Linked DNA regions of Homo sapiens: region 1 is linked to region 2. Evidence: read pairs that join two places in POLR2A ChIA-PET (ENCODE). Cell type or tissue: A673. All regions are shown on one strand. Links, peaks and the distances in the headings refer to the core of each region. The heading gives the core; the rest is flanking DNA. Region 1 has its middle 44 kb from the start of SCAF8. Region 2 overlaps SCAF8 (SR-related CTD associated factor 8).

The links. ChIA-PET counts read pairs that join two places held together with the same protein. Peaks named below come from ENCODE experiments on the same cell type or tissue, not always from the same donor. Only the 100,000 strongest peaks of a DNase experiment are listed, where the experiment ranks them.
Region 1: POLR2A ChIA-PET joins it to region 2 with 11 read pairs; 3 of 35 experiments call an interaction of 5 or more read pairs at or near these places.

The regions. Positions count from the first base shown.
Region 1 is chr6:154,680,613-154,697,347 of GRCh38, forward strand. No RefSeq gene overlaps it. Among named protein-coding and RNA genes, the nearest start is that of SCAF8, 44 kb to the right of the region's middle. In A673, for the core only: no CTCF peak of the experiment used is centred there; no DNase peak of the experiment used is centred there.
Region 2 is chr6:154,758,643-154,775,377 of GRCh38, forward strand. SCAF8 (SR-related CTD associated factor 8) reads left to right here. Exons shown (of 20, transcript NM_014892.5): 2 at 15,347-15,430. Among named protein-coding and RNA genes, the nearest start is that of SCAF8, 34 kb to the left of the region's middle. In A673, for the core only: no CTCF peak of the experiment used is centred there; no DNase peak of the experiment used is centred there; H3K27ac peaks cover 411 bases.

The DNA.
Region 1 (16,735 bases), core at 3,954-11,953, 78 kb before region 2:
GTGTGTGTCTTTTTTGCAATGTAAAGCACAAACTGTGAAGGGGACAACATTTTGAAGCACTTTGTTTTGTTTTGTTGAGACATGGTCTCACTCTGTCACCCAGGCTGGAGTGCGATGGTGCGATCTCGCCCACTGCAGCCTCCACCTCCCGGGTTCAAGTAATTCTCCCACCTCAGCCTCCCAAGTAGCTGGGACTACGGTTGTGCACCACCACAGTCAGCTAATTTTTTTGTGTATTTTTTTGGTAGAGACAAGGTTTCACCATGTTGGCCAAGCTGGTCTTGAACTCCTGACCTCAAGTGATCCGCCCGCCTCGGCCTCCCAAAGTGCTGGGATTACAGGTGTGAGCCACCACACTCAGCCAACACTTTGTTATTCTTGAGTGTTCTTTCACCTTGCCATCCCAATTCAATAGAGCTCAGTTTTTGGTTTTTTGTTTCTTTTGAGACAGAATCTCACTCTGTTGCCCAGGCTGGAGTGCAGTGGGACGATCTCGGCTCATTGCAACCTCTGCCTCAGTCTCCGAGTAGCTGGGATTACAGGCACATGCCACCATGCCCGGCTAATTTTTGTATTTTTACTAGAGATGGGGTTTCGCCGTATTGGCCAGGCTGGTCTAGAACTCCTGATCTCAGGTGATCCGCCTCGGCCTCCCAAAGTGCCCGAACTACAGGCATGTGCCACCACGCCTGGCTATTTTAAAAAAATTTTGTACAGACAAGGTCTTGCTACGTTGCCCAGGCTGGTCTCAAACTCCTGAGCTCAAGCAATCCTCCCACCTCAGCCTCCCAAAGTTCTGGGATTACAGGTGTAAGCCACTGCACCCAGCCAGCTATGACTATTTGAACCTTATCCCAAGATCATATCACTACCCTTAGGACCAATTCTGTCCTTCAGTAGGATCTATTAAAGCATGTTAGGTAGTCTAACAGTATAGAACTCAGTGGGGTCTTCCTTAACTTGCTACTGCTCTCACCTTATGCCCATTTCAATATTTATACATTTACCTTTTTTCTGAGACAGTTTTTTCCTACAACATACATGGTATGACATACATAGAGAAAAGTGCACAAATCGTAAATGCTCAGTCTGTTGTCTCAAAGTGAACAGCCTCAATCACCATCACCTGCTTAAGACATAGAACACAGACAGCACCCCAGAAGCCTTCTCTATGCTCCCCACCAATCATGCTATGCTCCCTTCCTCCAAACATTCTACTATTCGGTTTTCTATTATCTGTTTCTGAGTTTTATTTACAGAGAATCATATGGTACATGTTATCTCATGCCTGGTATTTATGCTATGCATCATGTTTGTGCGATCCAACCTAGTTTTGCATATAGCAGTAATTGACTCTTTTCATTATATAGGATCCAAGGTACAAATATATTGCAATTTGTTTACTGATTCTACTGGAGATGTGTATTTGTCCCTAGATTTTGGTTCTTGTGAGTAATGCTGTTCAGAACATTCTCAGGGGTCCCCAGCACCCAGGCTGCAGACTGGTACCTGTCCATGGCCTGTTAGAAACTGGGTTTCACAGCCAGGCGCTGTGGCTCACGCCTGTAATCCCAACACTTTGGGAGGCCGAGGCAGGCGGTTCACGAGATCAGGAGTTCGAGACCAGCCTGGCCAACATAGTGAAAATCCATCTCTACTAAAAATAAAAAAATCAGCCAGGCGTGGTGGCACGCGCCTGTAATCCCAGCTACTCGGGAGGCTGAGGCAAAAGAATCACTTGAACCCAGGAGGCAGAAGTTGTGGTGAGCTGAGATAGTGCCACTGCACTCCAGCCTGGGCAACAGAGTGAGACTCCATTTAAAAAAAGAAAAGAAAAGAAAAGAAACCAGGCTTCACAGGAGGAGGTGAGTGGCAGGCACACGAGCATTACTGCCTGAGCTCGGCCTCCTGTCAGATCAGCAGAGGCATTCGATTCTTTCTTACAGGAGCATGAACCCTGCTGTGAACTGTGCATGCGAGGGATCTAGGTTGCATGCTCCTTATAAGAATGATGATCTGAGGTGGAACAGTTTTATCCCGAACCCATCCCCTGCCACACTATCTCCCAGGTCCATGGAAAAATTGTCTTCCACTAAACTGGTCCCTGGTGCTAAAAAGGTTGAGGACCGCTGTTGTATATGTCTTTTGTGTATGTGAGCATGCGTTTCCGTTAGATACATACGTAGAGGGAGTTAAGCTGCTGGGTCGTGGAGTATGCACACACTCAACTTCCGCAGATAATGCCTAAGTTTCCCGATATAGTTCTACCAGTTTACACTCACAGTGTATGAGATTTCTCATTTCTTCTTGTCCTTACCCAGAATGGTATTGTTTACTCTTTAAACTTTGTCCCTTGGGCATGTTGTGGTATCTCATTGCCATTATAATTTGCATTATAATTTGACTAATGAATTTGGACCCCCTTTCAAACGTTTATTGGTCGTTAAGTTATCATTCAAGTCTCTTGGTCACTTTCTATGAGGTTGTCTAATTTGTAGAGAGGTTCTTTGTATATTATAAATATAAGTATTTACTCGATTACACCAATTGCAAACACCCTCTCCTACTGCTTGGTTTGCCTTTTCATAACTTTAATTGTGTTTTGTTGAAAAACAGAAAGTTAATGAAGTATAATTTCTCAATTTTGTTTTTAGTTTTTCCTTATTTTTGCCCTCAGTCTCCTCTCCAATATTTGTTTTTATTTTTTATTTAACAATTTCTCAATTACTTTCTTTGAGAGGGCCTTCTACGTCCTGTTTAAGACATATTTCCACATCCAAAGTTATGAATATTTTTTCTATTTTATCTTCCAGGAGCTTTACTGCTTTCTCTTTCATAAATTACAACTCACCTGGAATTAGTTTTTTTGAATGGTGGGAAGTATGGGAGGTATAGGAAAAGTTTTATTGTTCCATATAGCTTTACAACTGACCTCGCATCATTTATTGAAAGGACTGAGCTTTCCTTACTGCTGTGTGTGTGTATGTAAGCGTGTGTTTGAAGACTACTAGTGTGAATGAAAATATCAATACTTCATATCAATACTTCATGAGTTGATTATTATAAGTGGTCACAAATAGATTCAAATACATTTGAATTTTTATTTGCTCAGTTACAATTGAGTTATACCCCATAAGAAAAGCAGAGAAAAAAGAAAAGGCAGATAAGGTTAAGACAATTAGAAACAGAAAAAGAAGGCTGAACCACATATAAAAGGGATTCCAGGGACAAGGAAATGAGTCAGAGCCTCCTAGATTTGCTCACAGAAAAAAATAAAAAAGAGAAAATATAGTATAATTAAACCTAGCTCATGGCCACAGGAAGGAGTTGAGAAGTTTGAACACATCCAGATCTCAAGAGTGGCGAGGTGTGTGGTTGTTATTTAAGTACAATTTAAACCTGAGACTGAATGAAGAGCCCATAAATCACTAGTAGAGACTGGACAGGGGCCACCCCAAGCAGTAAATTACTAAAGCAAGTGAGGACAGCAATATTCAATGAGGATATATTAAAAAACAAACAAACAGATTGATTACTGTGTAAATGTATCAATGTGCTCTCTACCCCCCACTCTAAACTTCCTCCCCGTATTAACTACAGGGAAATCATACTCATCAAATTTAGATTCTGGTAGCTCATACTTAAGTGGAAGGCAAAAAGGCATTGAAGAGTGAAAGTAGAAAGAGTTTCACTTGATACATCTTTTTCACTTTCAAAAAAGGAAGTGTCAGTTTCTGTCTCTGGCTGGTGATTGCGGAAAGAGAATGAAGAAGTTTATAACAAGGCACACATGGGGATGGGAAAGGGAGGGACTTTATTTCATAGCAGATAACAGCCACAATCATAATATACTAGCCTACTTCAGTTTATTAGCAATAGTTCTTTTTTTTTTTGAGACGGAGTCTTGCACTGTCACCCAGGTTGGAGTGCAGTGGCACTGTCTTGGCTCACTGCAACCTCTGTCTCCTGGGTTCAAGCAATTCTCCTGCCTCAGCCGCCCAAGTAGCTGGGATTACAGGTGTGCACCACCACAGCCAGCTAATTTTTATATTTTTAGTAGCGAACGGTTTTTGCCATGTTGACCAGGCTGGTCTCGAACTCCTGACCTCAGGTGATCCGCCTGCCTCAGCCTCCCAAAGGGCTGAAATTACAGGTGTGAGCCACCATGCCCGGCCAGGAATAATTCTTTAGGTCATTTTTAGACACCTGATTTACTCAATTTACTCACTAAGACCAGTTGGTGGTCATATATAGAGCTTTCAGATGAGGGGGAAACATCCCCTTTAAGATGAAAAAAAAGTCTATTATTCCTTACATTAACTTAAGCATCATCCACTATACCTGATATCTGCAAATTTTGAGTCTCTCCAAAGTACTGCAGAGTGGATTGGCTCTCTCTTAGCAGTACCCCTATTGCCCAGGCTGGAGTACAGTGGTGTGATCTCAGCTCACTGCAGCCTCCACCTCCTGGGCTCAAGCAATCCTCCCACCTCAGCCTCCCAAGTAGCTGGGACTACAGGCCTACACCACCACACCCAGCTGGTTATTTTTTATTTTTTCTAGTTACAGTATCTCATTATGTTGTCCAGGCTGGTCTCAAATTCCTGGCCTCAAGTGATCCTCCCACCTCGGTCTCCCAAAGTGCTGGGATTATAGGCATGAGCCACCATGCCTCACCTCTTTTTTTAATATGGAAGATATGACAGAGGCTCTGAATTAGTAGAGGATTTATTGATCACTGTTGATTGTCTGATTTGCACTCATTCACTATATATTTACCACTGACTTCTTACCACATAGCAAGTACAACTGCTCAAAGCACTGAAAAGCATGAGACTGGAGGGGTGCAATGGCTCACACCTGTAATCCCAGCACTTTGGGAGGTCACAAGGGCAGATTGCCTGAGGCCAGGAGTTTGAGACCAGCCTGGGCAACATAGTGAGACCCCCTGTTAATACAAAAAAATTAAAAAATTAGCTGGGCATGGTGGGACGCTGGAATTAATACAAAAAAATTTAAAAAATTAGCTGGGCACACTGGTAGTCCCAGCTACTTAGGAGGCTGAGATGGAAGATCTCTTGAATCCGGGAGGTTGATGCTGCAGTGACCTATGATCATGCCACTGCACTCTAGCCTGGGTGACAGAGACTCTGACTTAAAAAAAAAAAAAGTGAGACCCCTCCAAAAGTTCTCATATTCTCTCTTTTTTTTTTTTCTTGAGACAGAGTCTTGCTCTGTCGACCAGGCTGGAGTGCAGTGACATGATCTCAGCTCACTGCAACCTCCGCCTCCCATGTTCAAGCAATTCTCCTGCCTCAGCCTCTGTAGTAGCTGGGATTACAAGTGCGCACCACCACACCCAGCTAATTTTTGTATTTTCAGTAGAGACGGGGTTTTGCCATGTTGGCCAGGCTGGTCTCAAACTCTTGACCTCACGTGATCCACCTGCCTCAGCCTCCCAAAGTGCTGGGATTATAGGCGTGAGCCACCACGCCCAGCCAATTCTCATATTCTTGACCTGAAATTGTTTACAGTCTAACGGTGAAGAGGAGAGATAAATAGATACAGGTACTACATGAGATACCATGACACCATGGAAAGAGGGAACTCAAGTTTATCTTGAGACAGGGAAATAATTATAGAAGCAGTGATGTTTTTGCCTCGACTTAGAAGAGTAGGAGTTTGGAACCTATACAAGTTGGGTAAACAGCATGTAAAAAACAAGGTGTTCAGAGAGCATGGTACCACTGAGAACTTACAAGTGGCTTGATATTTTTGGAGCATGAAGTGTCACAAGAGAATAATTATAAGTTGGCACCACATGCAGCAAATGCAAATTAGTGTGACATGGACAGTTGCTGTGACAGAAGTATTTTATAAAGAAGGTTGTTATCAACCTGCAAAAACACTTTAAAAATGGTACAGAAAACTTAGTGTTTTCTTCTAAGCCAAATTCATATTTCAGCCTCTTTGAACTCTGGTTAGATTGTCTCTCAGTTTCTTTTAATAAATTACTTTGGTCCCCTCTCCCTCTCCCTCTCCCTCTCCCCATGGTCTCCCTCTCCCCATGGTCTCCCTCTCCCTCTCTTTCCACGGTCTCCCTCTCATGCCGAGCCGAAGCTGGACTATACTGCTGCCATCTCGGCTCACTGCAACCTCCCTGCCTGATTCTCCTGCCTCAGCTTGCCGAGTACCTGCGATTGCAGGCGCGCGCCGCCCCGCCTGACTGGTTTTCGTATTTTTTTGGTGGAGACGGGGTTCCGCTGTGTTGGCCGGGCTGGTCTCCAGCTCCTAACCGCGAGTGATCCGCCAGCCTCGGCCTCCCGAGGTGCCGGGATTGCAGACGGAGTCTGGTTCACTCGGTGCTCAATGGCGCCCAGGCTGGAGTGCAGTGGCGTGATCTCGGCTCGCTACAACCTCCATCTCCCAGCCGCCTGCCTTGGCCTCCCAAAGTGCCAAGATTGCAGCCTCTGCCCGGCCGCCACCCCGTCTGGGAAGTGAGGAGCGTCTCTGCCTGGCCGCCCATCGTCTGGGATGTGAGGAGCCCCTCTGCCTGGCTGCCCAGTCTGGAAAGTGAGGAGCGCCTCTTCCCGCCGCCATCCCATCTAGGAAGTGAGGAGCGTCTCTGCCCGGCCGCCCATCGTCTAGGATGTGGGGAGCACCTCTGCCACGCCGCCCCGTCTGGGATGTGAGGAGCGCCTCGGCCCGGCCGCGACCCCGTCTGGGAGGTGAGGGGCGTCTCTGCCCGGCCGCCCCGTCTGAGAAGTGAGGAGCCTCTCCGCCCGGCAGCCACCCCGTCTGGGAAGTGAGGAGCGTCTCCGCCCAGCAGCCACCCCGTCCGGGAGGGAGGTGGGGGGGTCAGCCCCCCGCCCGGCCAGCCGCCCCATCCGGGAGGTGAGGGGCGCCTCTGCCCGGCCGCCCCTACTGGGAAGTGAGGAGCCCCTCTGCCCGGCCGCCCCTACTGGGAAGTGAGGAGCCCCTCTGCCCGGCCAGCCGCCCCGTCCGGGAGGGAGGTGGGGGGGGTCAGCCCCCTGCCCGACCAGCCGCCCAGTCCGGGAGGTGAGGGGCGCCTCTGCCTGGCCGCCCCTACTGGGAAGTGAGGAGCCCCTCTGCCCGGCCACCACCCCGTCTGGGAGGTGTGCCCAACAGCTCATTGAGAACGGGCCATGATGACAATGGCGGTTTTGTAGAATAGAAAGGGGGGAAAGGTGGGGAAGAGATTGAGAAATCGGATGGTTGCCGTGTCTGTGTAGAAAGAAGTAGACATGGGAGACTTTTCATTTTGTTCTGTACTAAGAAAAATTCTTCTGCCTTGGGATCCTGTTGATCTGTGACCTTACCCCCAACCCTGTGCTCTCTGAAACATGTGCTGTGTCCACTCAGAGTTAAATGGATTAAGGGCGGTGCAAGATGTGCTTTGTTAAACAGATGCTTGAAGGCAGCATGCTCGTTAAGAGTCATCACCACTCCCTAATCTCAAGTACCCAGGGACACAAACACTGCGGAAGGCCGCAGGGTCCTCTGCCTAGGAAAACCAGAGACCTTTGTTCACTTGTTTATCTGCTGACCCTCCCTCCACTATTGTCCTATGACCCTGCCAAATCCCCCTCTGTGAGAAACACCCAAGAATGATCAATAAAAAAAAAAAAAAAATTACTTTGGTTGGGTTTTCTTCCTTTAGAAATGGTATTTTCTCCTTCCCTTAGGAAATAGGTGGAAGGTCAGACTAACTTCTCACACACTCCATCCTTTGTCAGACAGTCATAGCTATGTTTTTATAAAACTCTAAATGGCCATTTATTACTTTGATCAGATTAATAGATTGTAGGGTAGTAAAACAGATCATTCCATTCGATTTCAAGTGGAAATATAGGAGTTATTCACTCCTTTCCCATTTTAAGAAACCAGAGGTAGCCTCTGTTTTCTCATTATCTTCTATGCATTCTGGAGATTAACAAATTCACTAAAAGACACTCAAGAGTAAAAACTTTCAAGATCAAATGAGTTGCTGGTAGAACTGAAATTGAAGAAGACATTTTAGCATTAAATCAAGGTCTCAGCCACTGAACTTCTTTTTTTTTTTGAGACGGAGTCTCGCTCTGTGGCCCAGGCTGGAGTGCAGTGGCGCAATCTCAGCTCACTGCAAGCTCCGCCTCCCGGGTTCACGCCATTCTCCTGCCTCAGCCTCCCGAGTAGCTGGGACTACAGGCGCCCGCCACCACGCCCAGCTAATTTTTTGTATTTTTAGTAGAGACAGGGTTTCACCGTTTTAGCCAGGATGGTCTCGATCTCCTGACCTCATGATCTGCCCGCCTCGGCCTCCCAAAGTGCTGGGATTACAGGCGTGAGCCACCGCGCCCGGCCACTGAACTTCTTAAAAAATCAAAATTGATAATGAAATTTAAGATATTGGGCTCCTGTTTCATAGACCTCACTTTTTCATTTCCTATTCCTGCCTTACTTAAATATTAATGAAGGATTTTCTTTTTCTTGAATTGGTTCCAACACCAGTGTTTAAATATAGAAGCTCTTGGAGGAGCAAGCATTTAACCAGAATTTACTCCTAAACAATCCTTCATGCCCATTTTCACTTGTAACATTGAAGTTGTTAATTTACTTTTCTATTACTTTCCTAACCAAATAAACAAGAGCATCTTAAACTAAAAAGCTTTTGTTCTTCATAAATATTTCTACTAGGGACCAACATTGCAAATAGCATTTTTTGAAAAGGTTTGTCTAAGCAAAATTTTTACCAGGTGATCCATATATGTAGTAGGAATTTGTAAAGCATCTACTATCAGCATAATGTTAGGCATGAAGTAGCAAACAGAATAAATATAAATATAGTCCCCATACCTGAGGAATATATTATCTTAATGAGGAGGAATACAGAGGAAACAGGCAAGTAATAATATAAGGCTATCAATGATCCATGACAAAGGAGAGGTCATTAAGTCTTTTTGCTACACTTTCCTATCAAAAGTAGGCCCTGGAGGAGATTCCTAGACTCCTCTAGAGAGTTTATTGATGAGATCTGGGAAGGAGCCAGGAATCTGAATTTATAAGAGCCAGCTGCTATTATTAAGATAAAAGCCAAAGCAAAATGAGCTGGTTTGCCCAAGGTGTGTTTCATTAAAGAAATGACCGACCAGCTGAACCTAATACCCTGAAAAGGATTTAATTAGGTTTGAGAAGCAAAAGGAAGTAGTGTGTGTGCATTTTAAAAAGAGGAAAGCTAGATGATGTGTTTGGCTGGAGCTGTAGGATTCATCTTAGACATAGCAAGAGTCAAAAGTGAAACAAAATTTAATCAAGCATTTATTCAGGCCAAGAACACTTTTATTTTGTAGACAGGGCAAAGGTATTTGAGTTGAGGAATGAAGGGATGAGATCAGCTTTTTAGCAACATTAATCAAGCAGAGGCATTTAAGATATATGTATCGTGAAAACCAGGAGGACAAGGCTACTCATTCATTTATTCATGCATCCATGCATGCATTCATTCATTCACTTAGCAAGTATATATTGAGCACTCAAATTCTCAGAAATGCCTTGTGCTAAGTAAGAAGTACGCACAGTTGTAAGCACCAACGGCCAGAAGAACTGTAACGCCAATTTTGTGAGTTATCTATGTTTAATCTTTTTTGTTACCTAAAATTTCTTCTTGTAGCCTGACTTAATTTAGGACTATCCTAGCAGCTTTCAGTTTTGTATTTATGCTAATTTGCCTAGCTATTCGGAGTCAGCTGCATTTGCAATTAAAATGTTCTATGTAATTGTTAGAAAACTATTCTGTAAGTGAGATGAAAAACAATTTTGTTCTCTCCAAACTATGCTAACAAGGCCAAGAGCAGAGGCTCATGCCTGTAATCTCAACACTTTGGGAGGCCGAGGAGGGTGGATCGCCCGAGGTCAAAAGTTCGAGACCAGCCTGACCAACGTGGTGAAACCCCATCTCTACTAAAAATACAAAAATTAGCTGGGCGTGGTGGTGGGAGCCTGTAATCTCAGCTACTCGGGAGGCTGAGGCAGGAGAATCGATTGAACCCAGGAGGCAGAAGTTCCAGTGAGCCGAGATCATGCCACTGCACTCCAGCCTGGGCAACAGAACAAGACTTCATCTCAAAAACAAACAAACAAACAAACAATACACACACACACACACACACACACACACACACACACACACTAACAAGACTCTAGAGAAAAAACTAAAAAGACTAAGGCCATATGAATAGGTAACTAGATCTTGAAACAAAATAGTTAAGGAAATTGGCTTCATATTAATGCCTATGTCAGTACTGAGAGGAATCAATCGGTATACTTAATAAATACTGAAAAATATTTAAATTTAGTCGTATGATTAATCATATCCTGATTGGAGGCTTGGTCCCTGGGGTGGTGCTTGGTATGCATCATATATTTCACTGCAGAACTTTGAACTCTTAATAAAAGGAGGCACAGCCGGATACTAAGCTATTATCTGTGTAGGAGTTATTGTGAGTAGAACACATCCCAGCTTGTAAAAACTAGTATATTTCCCCACTTTCCTTAAATCTTTTTCTGGGAACCTCATCTCACCAAATGGTAAGAAATTTAATCTGAATTGTCAGCCAGGTGCGGTGGCTCATGCCTGTAATCCCAGCACTTTGGGAGGCTGAGGCAGGCGGATCACCTGAGGACGGGAGTTTGAGACCAGCCTGACCAACATGGAGAAACCTGTCTCTACTAAAAATACAGAATTAGCCGGGCGTGGTGGCTCATGCCTGTAATCCCAGCTACTCAGGAGTCTGAGGCAGGAGAATTGCTTGAACCCGAGAGGCAGAGGTTGCGGTGAGCTGAAATCATGCCATTGCACTCCAGCCTGGGCAACAAGAGCAAAACTCTGTGTCAAAAAAAAAAAAAAAAAAAATTTAATCTGAATTGTCATCATGCTAAATATCAAAAAACATTAGACCCATATATGTAACAGGGGTCACAAATTGGGGCCCGTCAGCTTAGGTTTAATTCCTGGGTGTGTTTTATTGGCCCACAAAGTACATATTGCAAATAAACAATTTATTAACTACTAAAAAGTTTGTAAGTAGTTGCCAGAATTAATATGGGAAGCTTTCACATAAAGCTTATTTGAAGCTTCTATTACAAAATCAGAAGATCTGGCACTATTTGGCCTATGCTGATTTTTTTTGTTTGTTGTTGTTGTTGTTGAGACAATTTCACTCTGTTGCCCAGGCTGGAGTGCAGTGGCATGATCTCGGCTCACTGCAACCTCCACCTCTGGGGTTCATGTGATTCTCATGCTTCAGCCTCCCAAGTAACTGGGATTACAGGCGCCCACCACCACACCCAGCTAATTTTTTTTTTTTTAATGAAGTCTCGCTCTGTTGCCCAGGCTGGAGTGCAGTGGCACAATCTCAGCTCACTGCAACCTCCTCCTCCCAGGTTCAAGCAATTCTCCTGCCTCAGCCTCCTGAGTAGCTGGGACTACAGGGGTGCACCACCACGCCCGGCTAATTTTTTTGTATTTTTAGTAGAGATGGGGTTTCACCACGTTGGCCAGGCTGGTCTCAAACTCCTGACCTCGTGATCCGCCCGCCTTGGCCTCCCAAAGTGCTGGAATTACAGGCGTGAGCCACCACACCTGGCCCTAATTTTTGTATTTTTAGTAGAGACAGGGTTTTACCATGTTGGCCAGACTGGTCTCAAACTCCTGAACTCAAGTGATCCATCTGCTCACCTTGTGCTGGGATCATCCCAAAGTGCTGGGATTACAGACATGAGCCACCATGCCCAACCAGGCCCACATTGATTCTTAGCAGCAATTGGCTTGAGCTGAATAGCCTCTGTCCCTTTTGAAGGGGTATCTTCTTGTAGCTTGCCACAGTCCCCAACCATATTTATAATCTTAAACCTAAGTGCTTCAGCCAGTGATTTGGTCCTCATCCCTGTAGGCATTTGATTTTTGCCACTCCAACGCAAGGGTTTTGAGGGAGAAACATGACCAGAGCTCAGTAATCCAACAGGCCAACTAGGCATGTGTCTAAGGGGCCCTGAAAATAGGGCCATTAAACCACGGAGATTGTTTTTGAAATCTATATGTTGTTAAAACATTGAAGTAACCAGGAGAAATGCCAGCACTGTACTGGATTGTCTAACATCTATTTTACAGAGTGGAGGTTTTTATATTTTTAATTAAATGGGGAGGGAGCACACAGCCCATCAACAGTTTTTCAGTGCTAAAGACTAGGAAGATCATTATCTGGACCCTAAATTGAAACCCAAGGAGGTTTTTCACCCCCAACTTTTCAGCTATGTCAAGAGTCAAAAATTATAGGATCTATAGTTGAGATTATTTGGAACCGTCAGAAGTCACAAATAATGGCCAGGCACAGTGGCTCATGCCTATAATCCCAGCACTTTGGGATGCCGAGGCAGGTGGATCACCTGAGGTCAGGAGTTCGAGGCCAGCCTGGCCAACATGGTGAAACCCTGTCTCTATTAAAAATAAAAAAAAAAATAGCTGGGCATGGTGGCCCAAGCCTGTAATCCCAGCTACTTGGGAGGCCAAGGAAGGAGAATTGCTTGAACCCGGGAGGCGGAGGTGGCAGTGAGTCGAGATCACACCATTGCACTCCAGCCTAGGTGACAGTAAGACTCTGTCTTTAAAAAAATAAAAAGTAGTGGGTAGCCAGTGAACTCCCATCTTGTATGGTAAGGATATAAAAATACCCAAGGGTAAATAAGAGGACACTCCTAATTTCGCTCTTCATTGACTAAGGTCAAAGTGGAATAATGTATAATATTATTATATACATAATACTCCAGCCTGGGCCACAAAGTGAGACGCCGTCTAAAAAAAAAAAATTAAAAATAAAATAAAATGGAATACATAAGAAACACACAAATTTACACCAAATTCCTTTAATGTCAGCCTGTAGTTACCTTCCTCATACTTTACTAAGTCGTAAAGTTGTTTTCTGCTACATGTCCAGACAAGATAGACTTAAGGGCTCAATAATAAGTTGTAAGAACTGCAACAAGCTGAAATACATAAAAATATAAACTTCAAGTTTATTATAAAACAAAGAAAATACTAAAGATTATTCTCAAAATGAGATTAGATAATATTAAAAGTAATTTAAGAATTATCTGAATTAATTTCAGATTATATTAGAACAAGAAAAGAAGGGGCAAGAGGGAGGGGAGAGAAGATTGAACAATGTGTGGTCAAACTGCTTGTCAAAAACTAGAGGGATTAAAAATACTTTGTCACATTGTTGATGCCAACCATTACAGAAGTATAGGTTAAATTTTGCTTTTGAAAAAATTAATAGTCAGTTCTAGTAAACTTCAAAACAATAGAGTAATATATTACAATAACTGCTTAAAAAAATTGGTCATGAACTATTTGCCAATCATTGTTCAAAGGACCTACTCTGTCACCCAGACTGGAGTGCAGTAATGGTATCATAGCTCACTGCAGCCTCAAACTCCTGGGCTCAAGAGATCCTCCCACCTCAGCCTCCTGAGTAATTGGGACTACAGACATGTATCACTATGCCTCACTAATTTTTTTTTTTTTTTTTTTTTTTGAGACGGAGTCTCGCTCTGTCGCCCAGGCTGGAGTGCAGTGGCACCATCTCGGCTTACTGCAAGCTCCGCCTCCCAAGTTCACACCATTCTCCTGCCTCAGCCTCCCGAGTAGCTGACTGGGTCTTACTATGTTGCCCTGGCTGGTCTGGAACTCCAGGCCTCAAGCATATCCTCCTTCCTTAGTCTCCTAAAGTGTTGGGATTACAAGGGTGAGCCTCACCATGCCTGGCCTATTTTCCCATTTTCACAGATGATGAAACTTCAACTTAAAGAGTGTGTGGCACATATACAAATTGATACAGCAAATTATTTGGGGAACAGAAATTAAAAGCCAGGCCTGTCTGATTCCAGACCATGAACTCTTAATGGTTATATCTTATTCCCTATCAAAACATTCGTGAGGATACTGCAAAGAAAATATAATTCATGGCTGGGCATGGTGGCTCCTGCTGTGATCCCAGCACTTTGGGAGGCCAAGGCAGGGGGATCACCTGAGGTCAGGAGTTTGAGACCAGCCTGGCCAACATGGCAAAACTCCGTCTCTACTAAAAATAAAGAAATTAGCCAGGCGTGGTGGTGGGCGCCTGTAATCCCAGCTACTGGGGAGGCTGAGACAGGAGAATTTCCATGTTAAGAAAATGTCATATTGGGTTCTAAAACAGTCTAAATGCTATTTTTTAATAAACACAAAAAATGATCATCTGGGCTGGGCATGGTGGCTCACCCCTGTAATCCCAGCACGTTGGGAGGCCAAGGCAGGCAGATCACTTGAGTCTAGGAGTTCAAGACAAGCCTGGAGAGCATGGCAAAACCCCGTCTCTACTAAAAATACAAAAATTAGTGACTTGGGAGGCTGAGACATGAGAACCACTTGAACCTAGGAGGTGGAGATTGCAGTGAGCTGAGATCATGCTGCTGCACTCCAGCCTGGGGGACAGAAGGAGACTCTGTCTCAAAAAAAAACAACAAAAAAAATCTGTTATGGGATTAAAGAAGAAAAAAACACAAAGAATGAAATGACACAAAATGATTAAAGTCGAAGGATAAAGAAAAAATATTAGTCAAATACAGAGATAAAGTTGTTACCATTATATGGCTGGGCGCAGTGGCTCATGCCTGTAATCCCAGCACTTCAGGAGGCTGAGGCAGGTAGATCACCTGAGGTCAGGAGTTCAAAACCAGCCTGGCCAACATGGTGAAACCCCGTTTCTACAAAAAATACAAAAATTAGTTGTGCATGGTGGTCTGTGCCTGTAATCCCAGCTACTCGGGAGCCTGAGGCAAGAGAATCGCTTAAACCTGGGAGGCAGAGGCTGCAGTGAGCTCAGATTACACCATTGCACTCCAGCCTGGGTGACAGAGCGAGACTCCGTCTCATTTAATAAGGAAAAAAACAAAAACAAAAGAAAAGTTGTTACCATTACATTAATATGAGACAACATAAATAACAATAATTTTCTAAATGGATATATTATTAAATGATATTATTTTAATAAAGTATATCATGAAATATAGACTTCAGGCAAAAAAAAAAAACAAAAAAACACACAAGAAATGTTAGACCAGTAAAGGTATATTTCATAATAAATTATAATTTCCATGAATCTTTACTAAGTAGCATTGAGCCAAAATACTTATCACAATAATGACTACAAAAGCTGTAAAGACTGGCACATGCAAACTGCCCTCTCCAGTAACTGATGGGCAAAAAATAAACAAGGATAAAGGATGTCTGGAAAGAAGCATATAGATGAATTTAAAAGAGCAATGAACCTCCAACAGCAAATTTGAAAATCTTTGAAATATTTATTAATCTAAAATGTTCTGGCCTGGTTGCTCTTGCCTATAATCCCAGCACTTTGGGAGGCTGAGGCAGGAGGTTCCCTTGAGCCCAGGAGTTTGAGACCAGCCTGACTAACATAGTGAGACCCTCTCTCTACAAAAAAATTTTAAAGATTAGCCGGGTATAGGGGCACAAGCCTGTGGTCTCAGCTACTAGAGAGATTGAGGTGGGAGGACGGCTTGGGCCTGAGACGTTTGAGATTGCAGTAAGCCAAGGTCGCACTACTGCATTACAGCCTGGGTAACAGAGTGAGATCCTGTCTCTTAAAGAAAAAAAAGTTTCTTTATTATACATAAAGAAACTCTTAAATGATCGATGTGCTGACATTAAAAAAAAAAAAAGACTCTCACTGTGTAAACCAAAATTCCAGTTCCAGAAAGATGGCAGCCTAGCGTAGGCTGCTAATTTATCTTCTCAAACTCAACCCAAAACATAACTCAGAAGGAAGAAAGAATTGTTGGGTCTGAGAAAATGAAGTAAAATTTTAAGAAACCCTTAGGGAGGTAGAAGTCAGCTGTGATTCCCTCTGAGAGAAAGTAGCAGCTCTTGACAGAGGCAGGCTGAGCGCGGGGTCAGGGAGGAGTCGGGGATAGTTTGACTTGAACTCTGTTCTCTCTGTGTTGCCCTAGAATGCTCCTGATCATGGCATCTCTCTACAAAGCAAGGAAGGAGTGGAAGATGCCTGTGCTGGCCAGCTTGGTAGGGTGACATTACAGTGGGGGCCTCTGAGGAGAAAAGTTCAAAAGCCCTGGGTGGCCAACCTGTGGCCCTTGAACATCCCCTCTTTCCTCCCCATGGTGAGCTTGCCCTCACATGTGGTGTACAGGGGTATGACCTGAGAGAAACACACTCGAAAGGAGAAGGCTGGGCATAATGGCTCACAACTGTAATCCCAGCACTTCAGGAGGCCAAGGCAGGCAGATCACTTGAGCTCAAGAGTTCAAGACCAGCCTGGCCAACATGGCAAGACCCCCATCTCTACAAAAAATACTTAGCCAGGTGCCTGGGGTCCCAGCTACTCGGGAAACTGAGATGGGAGGATCACTTGAGCCCAGGAGGTCACAGCTGTAGTGAGCTGAGATTGTGCCACTGCATTCCAACTTGGGTGACAGAGTGAGACCCTATCTTGAAAAAAAAAAAGAAAGAAAAAAGAAAGAAAAGGAGCAGAGCCTGGGCAGATATCAGAAGAGTTCCTTTGAACATGTTTGCCTTAGGTGAGGAGTGGGGAAAGGGGGCCCAAGGCAGCGGTCAAGCATAAACTATGGCACCAGAGGCCTGAGATGTATCTGTACACACATA
Region 2 (16,735 bases), core at 3,650-11,649:
TGTTTCTTTCCAAGCTCAGCCTTCAGAATGAAGTAGTGAAAAAGAAAAATAGGAACTCCCACCCCTCTTCTTTGGATAATAGAGACCTCTGTTTCCTCTTCCGTTAGCCACAGATGGATCTTCTTGAGATTTAGGTACCAGTGTGGTAACAGGGTCTGCCTTCAAACTCTTGGCAAGGCCAGAAGGGAGAAGGGGAAATTTTCTTCTTTTTTCCTTCCCTCCTCCTCTACAGCATGGAGGAGTCCTTTTTCCTAGTATTCTGGCTGAATGGGGTTTCTCCTAGTGTTTTTCCCACTAGTATTGGCTACACCTTTCTGTATTCTCCTAGCACTGAGATCAAAGCTAGGAGATCATAGATGATACTAAACACTACGAAATTACCTCAGCTCCCATGCACAGCCACCCACCCCGTCCCCTTAGCTTTCACTGGTCATTTTTCAGGTTTGACTCTGGTTTCCAGTTTGCCTGCTGTTTTTTGCTTCCGGATTACTCAGGTAGTTGCTTTTTGTCTTGAGTTGGGGATTTTGAGTTGTCATCAGTGCGAAAGCAAGGCCTCGTAGTTTGGTTTACTCGATCTTGGCTGGCACTGTAAAGCGTATGTACCTTTTTTGGAGTATTTTTTAATTCCCTCTATTCCAAGGGTTTAGAAAGGATGTGCAAATTTGTGTGTTGAATTAAAGGACTTATGCAGATGAGTTTTTGGTTTTAGGGGAGAGTTGATTACAATTTTTCTTTGTTTCAAAGCAGTTTTAAACTAAGTTTCAAAAATAGATCTCTTCTTTTTTAACAGTATTCAAAACTGTAATGTTAATCCTAGACAGTTGCCATGCTTGAAAAATGGCATATCCTGCTTAATAATACAAATGTTAATTATTTATGTGAAAACAGTTGTAGCCCATAGGCAAAGATAATGAGAAAGCGTATGAGCATTTGGATTCGTCACAATAATCTTTAAAAAATTATTTATTTTTATTCATACTAATATGACATCTGGATATTAGAATCTCCAGATGTCATAATAATTTTTTTTTTTTTTTTTTGAGATGGAGTCTCGCTCTTGTCACCCGGGCTGGAGTGAAGTGGTGCGATCTTGGCTCACTGCAGGCTCCGCCTCCCAGGTTCACGCCATTCTCCTGCCTCAGCCTCCCGAATAGCTGGGACTACAGGCGCCTGCCACCACGCCCGGCTAATTTTTTTGTATTTTTTAGTAGAGATGGGGTTTCACCGTGATCAAGCCAGAATAGTCTTGATCTCCTGATCTTGTGATCCTCCCACCTCGGCCTCCCAAAGTGTTGGGATTACAGGCGTGAGCCACCGTGCCTGGCCATCATAATAATTTTATAAGCACTTTAAAAAATCAAATTCTGGGCTGGGCATAGTAGCTCACGCCTGTAATCCCAGTACTTTGGAGGCTGAGGTGGGCAGATCACTTGAAGTCAGGAGTTAAAGACCAGCCTGGCCAACGTGGTGAAAAACCTGTCTTTACCAAAAAATGTAAAAAATTAGCCAGATGTAGTGGTGCATGCCTGTAATCCCAGCTACCTGGGAGGCTGAGGTGAGAGAATCACTTTAACCCGGGTGGTGGAGGCTGCAGTGAGCCAAGATGGTGCCACTGCACTCCAACCTGGGCAACAGAGCAAGACTCTGTCTCTAAATAGATAAAATAAAATTCTGGCTCATTTTCTTTTCTTCTTTTTTTTAAAAATTAAAGAGGATTTCTTTTTTCTCCTTTACAAAGATTAGATAGATTTAATCTTGCTAGACAGATGTTTGCATATTTCAGACTTACAATTTTAGGAAAATAAACATCACTTCCCTTTGTAATGTCATACTTTTTTTTAAAAAAGGGTTCTAGATTTGAAATTCTGAGAAATACATACAGTATCGCACACTCTTCACCACATTATTGCATACTTAACTACACTCTGCTAACTGTGTCTATTAGTTTAGTAGAATATTGTCTGTCTCTAAAAGCAGATTAAGTTTCATGACAGAGGCCTAGTGCTAATGAATATATTTTGAATGAGTGATGAATTGTGGGATTATAGATAGATTACATTTTTTCTTTGTGTTTTTTTTGTATTTTCCAATTTTTTCATATTAAAATATTTTATGCCACAAAAAAGTTCTAAGAATTTTTTATTTATTAAAAATTTTTTTAGAGACCGTCTTGCTCTGTCACCCAGGCTGGAGTGCAGTGGCATGGTAAAGGCTCACTGCATCCTTGGACTCTTGGGCTCAAATGATCCTCCTGCCTCAGCCTCCCAGGTAGCTGGGACTACAGGCATGCACCCCCATGTCCCATTGATTTTTTTCTTTTTTCTTTTTTTTTAAATTTTTGTAGAGGCAGGGCCTTGCTGTGCTGTGCAGGCTTGTCTTGAACTCCTGGCCTCAAGCGATCCTCTCACCTTGGCCTCCCAGAGTGGTGTTGGGATTTATAGGTGTGAGCCATTGTGCTTGGCTCTAAGCATTTTTCTTAAAAGATTATTTCTTACATTTGATAGTGAGTTATTAGGTATAACATTTCAGATTTTATGTGCTTTGTTTGCAGTTACATGTGGTATGTTTTTTTCAAAGATGCTTTTGAAACACTTTGTTTGTTGGGAGGCTGAGCCAAGCAGATCACCTGAGGTTGGGAGTTCGAGACCGCCTGGGCAACATGGTGAAACCCCATCTCTACTAGAAATACAAAAATTTGCTGGGCATAGTGGCGGGTGCCCATAATCCCAGCGGCTCGGGAGGCTGAGGCAGGAGAATTGCTTGAATCCTGGAGGTGGAGGTTACAGTGAGCTGAGATTGCACCAGTGCACTCCATACTCCAGCCTGGGCAATAGAGAGAGACCCCTTCTCCAAACAAAACAAAACAAAACCAAAAAATCATTTTGGAAGTTTTCAGACTGGTCCTTTTTTTAGTATAAAAGGGAGGAGCTTTGGCTTTATCAAAAACCTGATCTGGGAGGATTCCCTCAGTATGTCTGTAACATCTCCTTTTGGCCTGTGCTGTTTATCTTTAAAAATTCTGATCACTCAAGAATATTGCTGTGTCATTAGAAGTTAACCAAAGCTTATATTTAAAGTTTTATTTTAAATATTTTTTATAAATAAATTTGAAAACCTTAGGAAGATAAAGTTTTGAAAGGAGTTTTTATTTTAAGGGACTATAAAAGTCACTATTTGTCGTATTATTTTAGAACATGCTTTTCTTAATATGGAATTTGCTGCTGTTATTTCTAAAGTTTCTGTTCTTTGGTCCCATTTTATCAGCAAAATCAGTTTATTAATGAAACAAATCTGTTATTTACCTTTTACTCCTGTATGCAAAATACTGAATTTTTATTTTCACTTGTAAACTTAGGAAAAAGCAGATATTGTTTTTAAATTTAATTTCTACTTTGAGTTATTAATAAAAAGTTTCACAAAAATATGAAAACTTTCAAGTTTATACACATACTAGAAAATAAAAGCATTCACTTATTTCTTCTACTGTATTAGTTTTCTATTGCTGTGTAACAAATTGTCACAAACTTAGCTTGTGGCTAAAAACAGCATGTACTTGTTTCACAGTTTCCATAGGTCAGGATCTAGGCGTTGGTTAGCTGGGTCTTTTGCTAATGGTTTCACTTGGGTGATGGAGGTGTTTTCCAGGGCTGGGCTCCCATTTGAAACTTCGGGCCCTCTTCCAAATTCATTCAGGCTGTTGGCTGAATTCAGGTCCTTATGGTTGTAGGACTGAGGTCTCTTTTTTTGTTTACTGGCTGTGGGCTGGGGGTTACTCTCAGTTTCTAGTGGCTACCCTCATGTCCTAGTAGCCATTGGTCCCATTTCTGGTCTACTACAATAGTTATCATCGGAGTGACTGTCCCACCATATTCATAGGTCCCACCCATACTGAAGGATGGGGTCATTAGATAGAGGGGATTATATAGGGCTTGTACAGGGTAGAAGTCTTGGGGGCCATCTTAGAATTCTGCCTGCCAAAGCTATTCTAACCAAACCAATGATAATTTTGTAGTATTTCCTTTTAATATTTTTTTGTGAGCTACCATTTTTATTTATAATACAAATATTTTACCTTGAGGCTTTGGAAGTTTCATTACTATCACTTATAAATATACCCATATTATTTCTGATTATAAAATAAGGGATTTTATTTGAGAGTTCAAGTATCTGTAGTGTAGTTTTAATTCTTAACATTTTAGTTGTGGTGGTTACCGTCATATCCCAAAATAATAATTTTATATTGCTGTTTCTGGAATGGTCAGTTTTAGACATTATTTATTGATTTTTTGCAGCAGCAGGTGATGCACTAGTTCACTTGTGTCATTCCTGCCCTGTAATACCTCTATTTGGGGTGGTGAGACTTTGGAATTCTCCATGATAAAGTGTTTTCCTCCTTGGTTGTATTTTCTTGTGTGTATTATAACTTATGGTTTTCTTCTTATTTCATCATTTACCAATCTTTTTATCACGTTTCCATTTTCTGGAAGTTTGTCACATCTCTGCTGATTTTTCTCCCCTCCTCATTCTGCTTTTCATTGTGAATTTTTATACCTTTTTCTTTCTTGAGTTCTTTATTGTCCTCCCAGTAAGAGGAAGAAAAGAAAAATATCTGGTTAGCATGCTGTCTTGAATTCAAAGTATGAAGATTGTGTTGGCTGCAGAAACTTTCATGAAGTTTCTGATTTCTTTGAAGATTTGGGGGATTCTAATCAGTACTCTCAAGGGCTTAAAGGACCATTGTTAAGAAAGATGGACTGGGTTGATTACATTTAGTTATTTTAGGTTCACTCTTAAGGTTAATTCCTTTGATCATAGAACCAGCAACCTTGTACATGAGCAAAATGTTGATGGTTCTCTGGGATGTAACTCATAATAAGCTGTTTGTTGGGCCCTTTAAGGTCATAGTAGAATTCATTTCATATTGCTGAAATTGGGAAAGGCACAAAAATGTTTGAAGTGAATACACTTACTTGAAATAACAAGCATGAAGGTACAACATTTTGTTAAATTTTGGGTTTTGGGTAATGAGTTTCATTTAATGCATAGAGGAGGGGAGGACATAAATATGCTCTCCAGGGGTGTGAGATTGCAGTGTTTATCAAAAAAGAAAAAAAAAACCCACATCTGTAGAATGGAGAATGTTGCCGAATCCAGGGGCTGGCCTGGTTTTGTAAGTAAGTTCTGTTGGAACACACTGTGCTGATTCATATACAAATTGTTTATGGCTGTTTTCTTGCTACAAAGGGCAGAGCTGAGGAGTTGTGATAGAGACAGTATGACCTGCAAAGGCTAGAATGGTTACTATCTGGCCCTTTGAGGAAAAGGTTTGCTGATGCTGGACCTAATTGATGAGTGCTTTTGAGATCTTGATTAGAGATAAGTTTTGTGATGGAGTAGCCATCTCAGTTTAGGTAAAAGATTCCTTAAACCTCGAGGAATTAGAAATTGATTTGACTTATAGAAGTCTTCAGATTAAAAATATGCATTTGCTGTGGTGCCTACAAGTGATAGTATAGAAACTTAAAATTTTACAAGTTTAAGGAACGTTCTTTAATGTACATGATGGGAGTTGAAACATAAAGAATGAATTAATTACACTGAAAACCAAGGCTCTTGTTTAGTATATTTTCTTTCCTTTTTTTTTTTTTTGAGACGGAGTCTCGCTCTGTTGTTTAGTATATTTTCATTGAAATGATAAGTCTTGAGTGGCCAAAGGAAAGGACAGGTGAAGACTGGTAGGTTATTTCAATCTCTGAGGTCAGATGAGCATAGAGAATTTGCACAAGTAAAGGGTTTCGTCATTTGACATTAGATAATATTAGAACATGGCATATGTGGGGAATAAACTTTTCATTTAGGAAGCATTTAGGAAGTTCAGAGAGAGTAACAGCATAGCAGGCACCAGTAGCCCTAGAAAAGGTAGAATTTGATGGAACAAACTAACTGGGATCAGCAGCCACTTAAGACTTTGGAAAACATGGCAGCAGGGAGCCAGATCCCAAGAAGTAGACTGATAAGATGGAAACCTGTAGAGAACACTGGGTAGCTGGAGAGCCCAAGCCTTCGCAGCATGTAGCCATGGTCTTCTCACCCAAGCATAGAGATGGAATCAGCAGGCAAAGGAGAAAAGTAAGGTCCCAGAATCAGCTTTCATTCTTTTTCAGCGTTTTTCAGCGTAAAACCATGATTTTTTATCCTGGATCAGATTTTGAGAATATGAAGAGAATAACATTCCCAATTCTTGGAGGCAGGTTAACATTATCTGATTAGAATGAGAATTGGAATGAAGCTTGGTAGTTCCTAATAGCAGTGGGTTACAGCAATATTAATAAATTATCCATTGGATAATGAAGGTTTATTATTGAGTGCTTGCTGTGTACCAGGCATTGTAATGTCTTGTAGATGTAAGTACATTAAATATAGTCTCTTTATGTACATTATTTAAGGAAGTTTATTAAAAGCTTCTAATGGGCCAGCATCATCATCATATTCTTTTTCTAAAGTACTGGTTGTTAGTTATAGTGTCATTCATAAAATTCTCAACAAATGGTCTTTGATGGAGGTCCTTGGAAGGCAGGTATGCTCACCACTATACCACCAGCACCATCAGATGGAGGTCTTTGGAGGATTAAGTTTGATGCTTGGGATTGAGTGGTAGTGAACTGTATAGAACACCTAAATTTTGGACAAATTTATTTGGAAACTACATGATGACAGAGTGCTTCTGAAGTCATGTGCTGGGTTCACATTAGTTCAGTAAATGTTGAATAAACTTGTACTCTAACCAATTTATAAAGAGCCATAAAACAGCTTAGTTAACAAAATTAAACACAATAGAAAACAGTTTATTTTTGTATCCAACGAAACTAGTTAAATATAGCAGAGAAGTAGATGTCAGTAGACATTTGAAATGTGTGTTCAGATTAGTAGAATAAACATATCAGCAAGATCCCTAGAAGCCAAGGAAAGAAGCAGGAAACTTGTTAAGTCACATATCTTTGATAAAAAGTAAGCACCAAGCTAACTGAATCACTCTCTAATTTCTGGATTTAAGTAGATTATTTAATAGGATCAGTAAATGACACTATTGTAGGGGAAATTTTTATCAACCTTCTTTAAAGTTGAGAACTTAATAGTAAAGGCATTCATTGAAGAATTAGATGAAATGATGTTTTCTGATGATCAGATTTAACAAATTAGATTTTAGAGACTCTAGAGAAATAGTTGGAGGCATATGTACAGCTGACCCATGAACAATGGGAGGTTTAGGGGCGCCAACCCCCGTGTAGCTGAAAATCATATAACTTTTGACTCTTCCCCAACTAATAATAGACTACTGTTGACCAGTAACCTTACCAATAACATAAACAGTTGATTAAAACATATTTTATATGTTATATATATTATATACTGTATTCTTAAAGTAAGAGAAAAGAAAATGTTATTAAGAAAATTATCAGGAAGAGAAAGTATACTTACTATTCATTAAGTAGAAGTAGGTCATCATAAAAATCTTTACCCTTGTCTTCATGTTGAGTAGGCTGAGGAAGGGAAAGAGGAGTGATTGGTCTTGCTGTCTCAGGGATGGCAGAGGCAAAAGATGTGGAGGAGAGGGAAGGGGAGGCAGGAGAGGCAGACACACTCAGTGTAACTTTACAGAAATAATAATTTCTGTCCAACTTTTTTGCTTTTTCATTTCTCTAAAAATGTTTCTATACCATGGCACCAATTCTTCTTCCACCGTTGGCTTTAATTTTAGTGCCTGTGTCATAGGAGGGTTTGTGTCCTAAAAATAAATCAAAAGCAGTCTTGGATAATTGTAACCCTTCTGCCAGATTGTCTAAAGTAGATTTGTTTTCTGGCACTGCTTCTTCTGCTGCTTCCTGACCGTCTGGCACTGGTTTGGAAGCACTCTTCTTCATCAAGTTGTCTTCTGTTAATTCCTCTGACGTGTCCATTAGCTCTTGAATTTCTCCAAGATTCATATCCTGAAACCCTTCACCTCCCTCCAGCAGCACCCCCCCCCCTTTTTTTTTTTTTTTGCTATATCCACAATTTTATGATTACCTTCATTGGTTCTGTTATAAATCCTATGAAGTCATGTGCAACATCTGGACACAGTTTTGCCCAGCAGGAATTTATTGTTTTGTGCTTCACGGGTTTCAAAGCTTTTTTTGTGGCAGTGGTGGCATCTTCAGTGGTATAATACTTCCAGACTTATATGATGTTCTATTGGGGTTCTCTTCCACAGCATTGACAATCCTTTTTATAGGCTACAGTGTATAATGAGCCTTAAAGGTCCTTATGACCCCCAGATCTAGAGGCTGAATTAAGAGATGTCTCGTTTGGGGACATGTAGACTACTTTGATGCCTTCATTGTTGCATGGAGTTATGGTTGACCAGGGGCATTGTCCAGTATGAAAAGAATTTTAAAAGGCAGTCCCTTACTGGCAAGGGTACTTCCTGACTTCAGGGACAAAGCATTGATGGAACCAGTCCAAAAAAAAGCATTTTTCTTGCCCAGGCCTTCCTTCTGTGCAACCAAAAGACTGGTAGCCAGCCAGTGTCTTCTGTCTTTTCCTATCAAGGCTCAGGTTAGCAGCTTTATAGAAAGGGCAGTCCTGATTATAAGCCTGACTGCATTTGCACAAAACAGTGGAGTTAGTCTATACCCTCCTGCTTTAAATCCTGGTGTTTGCCTCTCTTCCTTACCAGTAAGTGTTCTTTGTGGTATTTTTTTTTTTTTCTCCAGAATAAGGTACTTTCATCTGCAAAAACCTGTTCAGGGAGATACTCATTCTCCTCAACGATATTCTTAAATTCTTAATGATATCTGGGAAATCATGTGTTGCCTCTTGTTTGGCAGAAGCTGCTGCTTCTGTTATCTTTTTTTTTTTTTTTTTTTTTTTTTTTGAGATGGGCGTCTCACTGTGTCACCCAGGCTGGAGTGCAGTGGCACAGTCATAGCTCACAGCAACCTGTGCCTCCTGGGCTCAAGTGATCCTCACACCTCAGCCTGTAGTTGGGACTACAGGCGCAGGCCACCATGCCTGGCTAATATTTTTTTGTATGTTTTAGAGAAACGGGGTCTTGCCATGTTGCCCAGGCTGGTTCTGAACTCCTGGAATCAAGTGAGCTGCCTGCCTTGGCCTCCCAAAGTGCTGGGATTATAGGCATGAGCCACCATGCCTGACCTTCCCCTGGTATCTTGACATTTTTTAAGCCATACTTCTTTCTAAAATGATAAGTGATCCTTTGCTGGCATTAAATTGTCCAGCTTTAGATCTGTCACCTCTCTTTTGCTTTAAGGATCACATAATGACTTACCTTTTTCTCTAATCATATTAGAGTCTGTAGGTATGCCTTTCTTATAACAATTCTGTACCCACACAGAGGCTGCATTTTCAATACAAGATAAAAAGGTATTTCATAAAAAGTTTGAGGTTTTTGGCCTTTTGAGATAGCTGCAGTGACAGCTTCATGAATTTCCTTTTCTTTTTTGACAGTGGTCCTTATAGGCCAGATTCATTTGTCTTGAAAAGGTGGGCAACTGCGGCTGAAGATCTCAACCTACTATACATATCAAGCAAGTCAGCGCTTTTCTTTTAATGTCATGACTTTGCTTCTTGAGAGCACCTTCAGCATCACTAGTGCCACTTCCCATGGGTCTGTGGTGGTATTCAAGGTTCATGTTACTCCACTAAACATAATGAAAAACCTTCGAGAACTGCAAGATACCATTTTTTACTATGATATGCAATTTATTAGAGAGATGAACTGCTCATGCAGAAATGGTTAACATCACATGGCATTTTAAGTGGATACTCACACTCGAGCTCACTGCAATAGCAAGAGAAGGTGGCTATGAAATTATTATACTAGAGGTTTTTGTGGTTATGATTAATACTTCATCTTTAACATTGTTTATGTTTCTCTCTCCTGTGAATGGCGCTATGTATGTTTGTAAATGATAAACTAAAATAAACTAGTATCTACATATATTGTATGCATTCATGACATGCCTTTTTTGTTTTTTCAATATTGCTAGGCTATGCAGTTCCTCTGCATGTGTTTTTAAATTGTCAAAAATCTCTCAAAAATTTTCTAATATTTATTGGAAAAGTTCACATAAAAGTAAGCCAGGCGCAGTGGCTCACGCCTGTAATCCCAGCACTTTGGGAAGCCAAGGTGGGTGGATTGCTTGAGCCCAGGTGTTTGAGACCAGCCTAGCCAACATGGCAAAACCCTGTCTCTACTAAAAATACAAAAATTAGCCCAGTGTGGTGGTGTGCACCTAAAATCCTAGCCACTCAGGAGGCTGAGGCACAAGCATCACTTGAACCCAGGAGACGGAGGTTGCAGTGAGCTGAGAACACGCCACTGCACTCCAGCGTGGGCGACAGAGTGAGACACTGTCTCAAAAAAAAAAAAAAAAAAAAAAAATCACATATAAGTAGACCTGCGCAGTTCAAACCCATCTTGTTCAAGAATTGACTGTATTAAGTGAGCATTTGAAACATAATGTATTATCCAGTATTTCCTTGAATAGTAACTTGAGTGTCTGCAGTGGGTACATTTTTAAGGAAGAGTCTTAGATAAGAGTTGCTTTTAAGACTGTTGAAAATGCTTTAGAAGTCTAAATTATATTTTTTGCTCCGTCCCATCTTCCCAACCTCCCAAAAGAAAACAAAGCTTTGGTCTGCTACAATATGGACTAGTGCTTGATTGAAACTTCCATACTTTACCACAGAAAATGAAAGAAGTAATGTGTTGTCAAGCACAGAGTGAGCTGATGCCTCTTCATTACCCTAGTAATATAAACAGCAGTAGGATGTACTTTCACATGGCTGAGTGAATATGATTTGATTGGTCCTTTACTATTATTCACTGTAATGGAGAATGCCTATCAAAGAGAAAGCTTTTTATTTTGATAATAGCTAACCCTTATTGAGCTGTTCTAGTGTGCTCTAAAAGTTTTCTATACGATGTTTCTGTGAAAACAGTATTATTTCTGTTTTGTAAATAGAAAACTAAGGTTAATTGGTTTAACAACTTTTAATAAGGGGACATATAGTTGGAATTAAAATTTAGATCTTTCTGTACAAAGCTTGTTTGGTGTTGTGTCCTATATGTATTTGTTTATTTTTGTTCATTCTTAACAAATATCTATTCTCTGCCAGACACTGAGGATACAATGCAAATTAAAAAAACTAAACTGAAAATACAGGCTTTCTGTTCTTAGACCTTATTCTCCAGTACGAGAGGACAGGAATGGATTTCAAATGGGCCTGCTGGGAAATTTTGGGAAATTGACCTTTACTTTACATAATTTGCTGTAAGCACTGTAGTAATGTGGTAACATTATTTTGAACTTGGTGAGAAGACGGGCATACCGGTAGATTTTCTAAAGCAGGTAGGAATAAAGGGCATGAATATATTAAAATTCCCTGTGAGTTTGACACAGATCTTAACTTCAAGAGTTTAATAGTTTAAGGATCTTAGCTTAAGAATTCTTAGAAAGTAGGCTGGGTGTGGTGGCTCACACCTGTAATCTCAGCAGGGAGATGTGGGAGGCCGAGGCGGGCAGATGACTTGAGCCCAGGAGTGTAAGACTAGCCTGGGCAACATAACAAAACCCCGTCTTTACAAAAAAAGAAAACACACACACACACACGTTGAGTATGGTGATCTGTGCCTGTAGTGCCAGCTACTTGAGAGGTTGAGGTACACACACACACACACACACTCTCTCTCTCTCTCTCTCTCTCTCTCTCTCTCTCTAGTTGAGTGTGGCGGTCCGTGCCTATAGTCCAGCTACTTGAGAGGTTGAGGTAGGAGGACCCGTTGAGCCTGGGAGGTCAAGGCTGCAGTGATCGGTGCTTATGCCACTGTACCACTCCAGCCTGGGTGACAAAGCAAGACCCTGTCTGAAGAAGGAGAAAAAAAAAAATTCTTAGAAAGTATGTGATGGGATCCTAATTCTTGTCGACCATTGTCATGAACAGATGGGTGCCTTTATGAGAACTTAAGGAGGAAGCATGTTTGCACTTCTACCAGGATTCATTTCCATTTGGGCAGCAGTTGGTCTTTGGTTAAACTGGTTTTTGTTGTTGTTGTTTTGACACAAAGCCTCGCTCTGTCACCATGCTGGAGTGCGGTGGCGTAATCTAGGCCCACCGCAACCTCCATCTCCCAGGTTCAAGCAATTCTCATGCTTCTGCCTCCTGAGTAACTGGGATTACAGGCATTTACCACTACACCTGGGTAATTTTTGCACTTTTAGTAGAGATGGGGTTTCGCTGTGTTGGTCAGGCTGGTCTCACACTCCTGGCCTCAAGTGATCCACCTGCCTTGGCCTCCCAAAGTGCTGGGATTACAGGTGTGAGCCACTATGCCTGACCTTGGTTAAACTCTTACTAAGTTAAATTTCATTAAAGGAACTTGCGTCCTTTGTCTCTTACTGTCAGTCAGCATCACCCTGTGACATATCTTTTAAAAAATCAAGTATTAGTTAAATAATCATACAAGTAAACATCAGATTACAGCAGTGAATGCTTCACAGGTATTATAAATGATAGCACAAAGAAAGCATAAAAGAGGGAGTATTGATCTGATTGGGGAGGTCGGGAAGCCTTTCCTCATTAGGTGATGCTTTAAGATGGATGGGTATGCATTAACTATTGGAGAGACCCTGGTAGAGAGTATTCCAAATAGAGGAAACAAGCCTATTTTAAAGGCCCTGTGGCAGGGACCTGAAAAAAGACGACTGTGTGTCTAGAATAGAAGGCTGGGACAATAGTGTAAGATGAGGCTGGAAAGGTAGACAGGAGTTAGAATGGACAGGGCCTTAAATATACAGGTTTTTTTGTATTTATCCAAAGAGTGGGAAGGCATCGACCATTTTAAGGGGGGTGGGTAGTAGGAGTGGGTGAGTGTCAGTTACCTGATCAGATTAGTTTTTGAAAAGATAGCTGTATTTTAAGTGAATTAATGCAGGAACAGAAAACCAAATGCATGTTCTCACAAGTGAGAGTTAGGCATTGGGTACTCATGGACATAAAGATGGCAACAGTAGATACTGGGGTCTGCTAGAAGAGGGAGGGAGGAAGGGGTTGAAAAACTGTTGGGCACTAAGCTCAGTACCTGTGTGATGGGAATTTTTTGTACCGCAAACCTCAGCATCACAAAATACACCCAGTGACAAACCTGCACATGTACCCCCGAATTCTAAAATAGAAGTTGGGGGGGAAAAAAAGAAAAGATAGCTCTAAACATGGTAGGGAGAACATACCGCATGTATTTAGACGTTGTTCTTCAGGTGAGAGATTAAGGTAAATTGGACTGTGGTCATGGTATGGTGGTTAGAATTTTGAAATACGAGTTGGTAGAGGGAGAGGAGACAAATATGGGGAAAAACTGGGCAGATTTCTGAGATACGAAGGGCAAAAATGAGTAGAATTGAATGCTATAAGTGGTGCTGAAGTAAAAGCTATGCAAGATTCCCTAAGTTTGTAGTTAATTAACCAAGAAATTCTGTTTGAATTGCGTTTAAAATCTGTTGAAGTTGTTTTTGCAGTGTTCTGATGGCCAAAGTTTAGTTTCGACTTCTAATTAATATCTTACAGTGTTATACTTAAAAATCAGCATCTCTGCATATAATAGAAGTTTTAATCAGTAATTGTCTGTTGCCTGATTCCCTCACACTAAAGTAGGATTCTTTCCCTTTGCTTATATGAGAAATTTCAAAACAAAGATTTGGAGGTAGGCCGGGCACTGTGGCTCATGCTTGTAACCTCACCACTTTGAGAGGCTGAAGTAGGCAGATTGCTTGAGCCCAGCAGTTCAAGACCAGCCCAGGCAACATGGTGAAACACCACCTCTACAAAACATATAAAAATTAGCCCATGTGGTGGCGTGTGCCTGTAGTCTCAGCTACTTGGGAGGCTGAGGTGGGAGTATCGTTTGAACCCAGGAGGTAGAGGCTGCAGTGAGCCGTGATCATGCCCTTGAACTCCAGCCTGGGTGGCACAGTGAGACCCTGTCTCAATCAATCAATCAATCAATCAATAAAGTGGGGGATGGGGTGGGATTATTGTTAAACATTAGAGCCCTTTTTTTGTTTTTTCTTTTTGAGACAGAGTCTCCCTCTGGAGTCTCCCAGGCTGGAGTGTAGTAGTGCAATCTCTGCTCACTGCAACCTCCACCTCTTGGGTTCAAGCAGTTCTCCTGCCTCAGCCTCCCAAGTAGCTGGGATTACAGGCGCCTGCCACCACACTAAGCTAATTTTTGTATTTTTAGTAGCGACAGGGTTTCCCCATGTTGGCCAGGCTGGTCTTGAACTCCTGATCTCAGGTGATCTACCTGTCTAGGCCTCCCAAAGTGCTGGAATTACAGGCATGAGCCACCTTGCCTGGCCAGAGCCCTTGATTTTTAAAAAAGTTTTATTGAGATACATACCATAAAATCAGTCAACTTAAAGTATACAATTCAGTGGTTCTGTGCAACCATCATCACGTTCCATTTTAAACTAATTTCATCATCCCAACAAGAAACACTCTACTCATCAGCAATGATTCCTCATTTATCTCCAGCTCTTTCAGCCCTAGACAACCACCAATAGATTTGCCCTTTCTGGATATTACATATAAATGGAATTATATAATATGCTGCCTTTTTCACCTGACTTCTCTAGTTTAGCATAATGTTTTCAAGGTTCATTCAGGTTGTAACATGTATCAGTACTTTTTTTCTTTTTATGGCTCATATTTCGTCGAATAGATACATTTGTTTACTCATTAGCTGACAGATATTTGGGTGTCTGCTTTTTTATGAATTTTAAATGAATTTTATGTGAATAGGGCTACAATGACCACGTGTACAGGTTATTATTATTTTTTCTTTCTTTTTGAACCCTCAGACGGGAAAAAGTATCATGTACAAGTTCTTTGTGAATACATGTTCTCAGTTCTCTTGGGTACATACCTAGAAGTGGAATTGGCTGGGTCTTACGTTAACTGTGTTTAATCTTTTGAGGAACTGTCAAGCTGTTTTCCAAAGCTGCTGCAACATTTTACGTTCCCACCAGTATTGTATGAGGGTTCCAGTTTCTCCACATCCTTGCTTACACTTGTTACTGTCTTTTTGATTATAAGCAAGTAAGTGTGAAGTGGTAGCTCATTATAGTTTTGATTTGCATTTGCCTTATGGGCAGTGATGTTGAGCTTGATTTGTAAAAGAAAAGCAGTATGTTGGTTTCATTGAGAATATAAAAATGAACATGTTTGGTAGTTTCATGTAATTGCTTGGAGAGTTTTGCTGTATGTAAATTTGTTCTTTTTTCATCAGTTGTATTCCCTGAATGACTATAAACCACCCATTTCGAAAGCGAAAATGACCCAAATTACTAAGGCAGCCATCAAAGCTATTAAGGTGAGTAATAAATTTTACTCTTCTATTTTCAAAAGAAAAAACTATATTAATAGTTTGGATGGGGGATAATTTTTTTATGGATTATATGTTCTTTTTCACTTTACAGTGTTAACACATATTGTGGAAAAACACAAAAAAGAAAATCTGTCACCTGTAGACTCTCCCACCTAGAGATAAACATTTAATGTTTATTATTACTCTTTTTTAGAGACAATGTCTTATTCTGTCACCCAGGCTGGACTGCAGTGCCACGATCATAGCTCACTGTGGCCTCGACCTCCTGGGCTCAAGTGATCCTCTTGCCTCAGCCTCCTGAACATTTAACATTTTGATAAATGTTCTTCCTTAAACATTCTTCCATAAATTTTTTGAAGCAGTCATTTTTCCTCACCTTTCTTAGATAATATTTTGCATATATCCACATTATGGAGAATGTGTTTAACACTGTCTTTTGCCACACTGTCTTTTGCCACAAGGTTCTTGGCAGAACCTTGAAATTTGAGTTGGTAAAAGTTTCTATATATTGATATATTCATTTTTTCTTATTGATTCTATTAATATTATAGATTTGAAAATAGGCCATTAAGGAAAACAGTTGTGACTCATTGTATCAGGTATTTGAACTGTGGGAAAAGGCCATAGACATTTAACCTTTGCTCTCATAAAGTAGGTTTTGAACCTATGTTAACTCATGAATAGTTCTGAAAATCTCAGGAAAAGGTTGGATCCTCTGGAGAAATAAACATATGCGCAAAATTTTATAGAAACTTTTTGGCAAAAGGATCTTTTCAAGCTCAGCCATAGATTTTTCCCCGAGAAGTTCTTGTCCCCTAGGCTAAGATTCCCTGAATTAGTAGGCCTCTTAAAATTGAGAATGAATGAGTACTTATTTCTAATTAAGTAGGTACTAACCTATGAATATTCAGTGATATGTTTTCCTGCCCTGAATTAAATTATTAACCGTAACCAAAAGCACCAACTATTTAAATTATCTTTTAAATAACAGCAGTGTATTAAATTTAACAGATTCCTATTTACTAGTAATTACTACTGGGTGAAAATTCAGATGATTCGTTGATTTTGCAGTTTTCTAGTGGCTAAAGCTTAGTTTTCAGACTTGTTAGTATCTTACATCAATAGTTAAAATCAGTGTACTTCCATGGCAGAAAATCAGAGAGAACGACAGTAACTATAAGCACATTGAAGCCAGGAAATGTTTCAAAGACATGATTATTTAGAGGATTTGATAGGCTCATTGTGGAATAATTTTATTCTCTTGTACTTTACTCTGCATTATGTGATTTT